2 separate regions of the Homo sapiens genome follow, and region 1 is linked to region 2. Evidence: chromatin loops called from intact Hi-C (ENCODE). Cell type or tissue: sigmoid colon. All regions are shown on one strand.

Region 1 (2,500 bases), 65 kb after region 2:
ATCATGAGGTCAGGAGATCGAGACCATCCTGGCTAACACGGTGAAACCCCGTCTCTACTAAAAATACAAAAACAATTAGCCAGGCATGGTGGCGGGCGCCTGTAGTCCCAGCTACTCGGGAGGCTGAGGAAGGAGAATGGCGTGGACCCGGGAGGCAGAGCTTGCAGGGAGCCGAGATCATGCCACTGCACTCCAGCCTGGGCGACAGAGCGAGACTCTGTCTCAAAAAAAAAAAAAAAACTCCTCAGTAGAAAATCATCGTTATTATTATTCAGGCTTTGCAGAGGGTCTGTTGTTTTCCATTATTGTTTCTATGGTTATATTGTGTCACAGATTCCTGACAGCTGACTTTAAAATCAACTCTTAGGACCCAATTTCTTTATAAGGTTGAATTATCTCTACCATCTTCTCTCCTGCGAATATTTTGAGCCTTTTACTGAGACAGTTTAAAAAATGTTCTGCCTTTCCCCAAATCCTCATTAACAATCAATATTTACAGTTAAATTCCTTGTGTTGGTGGATTCTTCTTTTCTTGAAAGATTAGTATTTATTGTGAAAATAACATAACAACTTCAAAAGAAATCAAGTTGGAAATAAGAATTTACGCATAATTCCCCAATCTGCTCTCTGAGTTTCCTTCTGGGCTAGTCTCAGAGGTGCTCCCAGGGTTAACAGCACAGGTTACTGGGCCAAGACTGTCTAGGTTGGAATCCCAGCACCGCTCAGATTGCATCCTGGGCAGGTTACTTTATATCTCTAAGCCTCGGCTTCTCCATCTTTAAAATGGGGCTAATGACTGAACCCTCCCAGAGGACTAAATGAGATAATCCACGTAGGGCTTTGCTTATGGCACACCCAGGAAGTATTGAGCGTCTATTACTCATATGAAAACTGTACACTGCTCCCTGCAGAAGTCACGATGACTTGTCATTCTCAAAACCTCTCTCTGTGTTGCCCCCACTGCCTGGTACAAAGGCAATCTGAACTGAGGAGCTGGCTCTGCTTCAGAGCAGCATCCACTTAACTCCAGAGAGATGAGAAAGGGCAGATCCTCTGGGGAATCAGTCAACAGCGGATACTTTTAGCACATGAAGCATTCCTTTCCCGAGGGAGTCCAAGTGCAACAATCTCATGATAAGCTCGAGTTTTTCCAGAGAGAGAGATAGAAAGTTTTGGGGACTTTTTTTTTTTTTTTAACGTGCACAAGTTTGGAATCCTCTGCTGCAAACAGAGCTGCTTTCCAAGTCCTCGTACTCCATTCTGCCACATGACACTGGGGCTTAACAATTGCATAACCAGAAACGTCACCCCTTGAAGTGTTTGTTGAATTCAGGTACTAAGACAGCCAGGAATGGTTCAAAGAAATCATATGTGGTTAGAGCTAGAGGGGGCTTCCAAGGCCATCTAGGCCGACTGTATCCATTTTACAGACAGGAAAATTGAGATCCAAAGAAGGAAAATCACGTACCCAAGTCCAGAGCAGAGCCAGGACTGGAACCTGGACTTCTGCACCTCAGGCTCTTTCCCAGAAAAAAGAGGGATTATTTTCCTACAGCGACCCCCAACCACAAAACCAGAGCACATCTGCAGTCTAAACTCTCTCCCTGAACACTCCCATGAGGCCTTGGAGTGGCATGGCTACGTCGTGGACTCCAGACCCACACGCAGTGGCTCTGCCATCGCCTAGTTGTGGGACTTTGGACAAGTTACTTCACCTCTCAGTTTCCTCATCTGTAAAATGGGGATGATAACAGCGCCTGCCTCCTAGGATCATGATGATGGTCAAATAAGTTAATATTTTCAAATTCCTTAGAACAGCACCTGCACATAGTGAGTGCCATCTAAGCACTCATTAAACAAAAACAGGAGGAATATGGACTATAACAGAGAGGGCAGTGGCCTAGGTGCCAAGGCACCAGGGTTCTGATCTGGTTCTGCTTGGATGTGTGACCTAGACCAAGTTCTTTCCCCTCTCTGGGCTCTGCTCCTGCTCTGAAGCCGTGGGAGGGGCAGACACCTGCTGGCTGGCTAGGAGTCTCTCATTGTCTGCATATCTTTGGCCTCTCCCTGTGCTGTGATTTCAGAGCATGGGCCAAGGGAGGGTGAAACTAGAACTGGAATGTTTGTGCTCTCCAAAAGAAGGGAGGCCCTCCAGGCCTTTTCGAAGCTCACATACTGTCTTGCAAATCAGGTAACAGAGCTGATCTTAATGAAGGGATCAATTGTGTGGCTGGGACAGAAACTCACTGGCCTCCATTATCTCCTATCCTCTCTCTGGTTTCTCTTCTCTTTTCTTTGAACTGAGAGAGAAAGGGGTCTTTGAAAATGCCAACTGGGAAACCACAGTGGTCTGAGAATCTCAGGTCTCAGATGGCCCATGCCTGCTCCCACACCCCTGTGCTCAATTACTTTTCTCCTGCCAGAGTGGGAGGTGCACACACTCTGGAGCCTGTTTGAAATCCGAGTCTCCGTGCCTGCCTGGGTCCTGCGACCGTCAGCA
Region 2 (2,500 bases):
TAATTTTTTGTATTTTTAGTAGAGACAGGGTTTCACCATGTTGGCCAGGCTGGTCTCAAACTCCTGACCTCAGGTGATCCGCCTGCCTCGGCCTCCCAAAGTGCTGGGATTACAGGTGTGAGCCACCGTACCTGGCTGCCTTTTCTGAGATAGGTTTGGGGGACTATGATGAAACTGATTTGGGATCCAGCAGTCCCACTTCTGGATATTTACCCAAAATATTAAAATCAGTTGAAAAGATGTTTCACTCCATGTTCATTGCAGCATCATTCACAATACCCAAAATAAGGAATCAACCTAAGTGTCTATCAACAAGAATGGATAAAGAAACTGGGGGATATATGCACAATGGAGTACGATTCAGCCTTTTCTTTAAAAAAAAAAAAAAAAAAAAGGAAATTTGTTCATTTGCAACCACATGAGTGGAATTGGAGAACATTATACTAAGTGAAATAAGCCAGCCACAAAAAGACAAATTATATGTGGAATCTAAAACAATTGACCTCATAGAAGCAGGGAGTAAAACTGTCATTACAGAAGCTGTGGGTGGGGAATGGGGAGATAATGGCCACAGGATACAAAAATCTCAGTTGGACAAGAGGAATAAGGTGTTTTATAAAGCTCTGTTACACAGCATGGTGAATATAGCTAATAATAGTGTATTATACATTTCAAAATTGCTAAAAAATAAACGTTCTCACCACAAAAAGTATTTGAGGTGATGATATGCTAATTCACTTAATTTAATTTTTCCACATTGTATTCATAAATCATAACAGCACTTTGTATCACATAAATATATACAATTACAAATTGTCAATTGACAATAAAATACATTTTTTTTAGAAATTGCTTTGCAGTGTGCTATGTCTGGGCTGCTTGCTGCAAAGGTCTTCCCTGAGAATACTGTAAAATGGTGACTCCCAGGAAGGGATGTTTTCTGCTTTTAAACATGTTACTCTCCCTCCACACGATACCCCAACCCACACAACTGTCTTAACTCACAGGCTGCAATTCAGATTTTGCTAAGTGGAGAGAGCTGCAGTGGCAGATTTAGAGGACCTGAAGTGCCATGCTTGGCCTGGCTCTTTGCTATAAATAGTGTGGAGATGACAGTCATCTGAGGTATTGCTGTGGGAAAACGCAGATGGGATCCACAGCTCGGCTCCTCCCTGGCACCCTGCACTCACAGAACGCTCTGTTTAGAGCTTGGTGCCCAGGGTGGGGAGGACCGAAGACGCACTGGTCAGGATGCATCCTGGGCATACCGCCTGTCTGCAGAGCCAGTCGCTGTCCTCATAGCCTTGGGGACTCAATGTCCCCCAAGGAGGAGCCCAAGTACTGCAGAGGCCCCAGCCATGGGCAAAGAGCCAGCAGAGGCAGGTGAGAATGAGCAGGAGGCCTGAGAGGCCTGCTCCCTTCCCAATCTGCGCTCCCTGCTGCCAGGCCTGCTAACAGCCTCAGTCCCGAGGAGGAGCTGGCAGGAGGCTTTTACGATACAAATATTCAGTTGGAAAACATGAAGTCTGTCTGCTTCACTGCGGCATTAATGTAGGATGCAAATAATCTGTTGTAAAGTCAGGAGGAAGCTGAGGCACTGCCATAACAAACATTTCTCTTACAAAAATTAGCAGATGGGCGCAAATTTCATTTTAAAGCTAGAGATCCTACATCACCAAGTAGCACTCTGTTCCCTGTAATCACTGAGATGATTCATCTCTAATTCCTTCTGTAGGAAACCCCAAGGGAGCAGCTGCCCACAGTTCCCTGGGGTAACCCAGAGGCCCAATTTTATCACCTGGCATCACCGTCCAGGAAACTGCCACGGTCTCTGCTTCCCACCTGCTTCCATCGCCAGGCCCCTGAGCTTGACATTAAAGGCCTTGGGCTGCAGCCACCCAAACACCTACCCAGCCCCATTCCTTGTGAACATCCCATATACTTTCAACTGTCCTGCCTTTGCTCATGCTGTTCCCTCTGCTTGGAATGCCCTTCCCTTCCTACTTTGTGAACTCATTTTTCCTCCTAGGTCTAACTCCTTTTAACAGTTCCTCCAATCCTTTTAGATCCTTCTGTCTCTCCTTTGTACCCCCAGCACTACTTCCTAATACTCCTAGAACCCCCAGAGGGATGCCTCTAGACCTCCTCCATCAACCTATCTCTTCCTTTCAAGGCTGGCTAAAGCCCCATCCCCAACCAGCATGCTTTGCCTAACTGGCCTCTGTCTCAATAAATCATTTCCTCACTTTGTTTAGATAGAATTTGTAGGCATTCTTGAATTTTTAGGCATGCCTTTGAGTCTTTTTTTTCCCCTAAAAGGTTATAAAGCTTCTTCAGTCAGAGGTAGCCTTTCTGCTACCTCTGATATCACCTAGCACAGTCCTAGGCACACAAAAGTTGCCCAGAAAATGCTTGCTGTCACTAACAGCTGGTGTGACCTGACTGAGCTGCTGCCTAGACCCCCTACCCCCACCCCAGGCTCCAGTTTCTTTCTAAGGGA

What was found. Hi-C counts contacts between places; a loop is a spot of excess contacts. Peaks named below come from ENCODE experiments on the same cell type or tissue, not always from the same donor. Only the 100,000 strongest peaks of a DNase experiment are listed, where the experiment ranks them.
Region 1: it touches region 2 in a loop (2.8-fold over the local background); 9 of 110 quality-filtered maps call a loop at or near these places.

What each region holds. Positions count from the first base shown.
Region 1 is chr9:97,528,230-97,530,729 of GRCh38, reverse strand. The region is part of intron 2 of TMOD1 (tropomodulin 1); the gene reads right to left. Among named protein-coding and RNA genes, the nearest start is that of TMOD1-AS1, 13 kb to the right of the region's middle. RefSeq lists enhancers at 973-1,022, 2,455-2,500. In sigmoid colon, no CTCF peak of the experiment used is centred here; a DNase peak (open chromatin) is centred at 1,019.
Region 2 is chr9:97,593,428-97,595,927 of GRCh38, reverse strand. All of the region lies in intron 9 of TMOD1 (tropomodulin 1), which reads right to left. Among named protein-coding and RNA genes, the nearest start is that of TSTD2, 39 kb to the left of the region's middle. In sigmoid colon, no CTCF peak of the experiment used is centred here; a DNase peak (open chromatin) is centred at 1,367.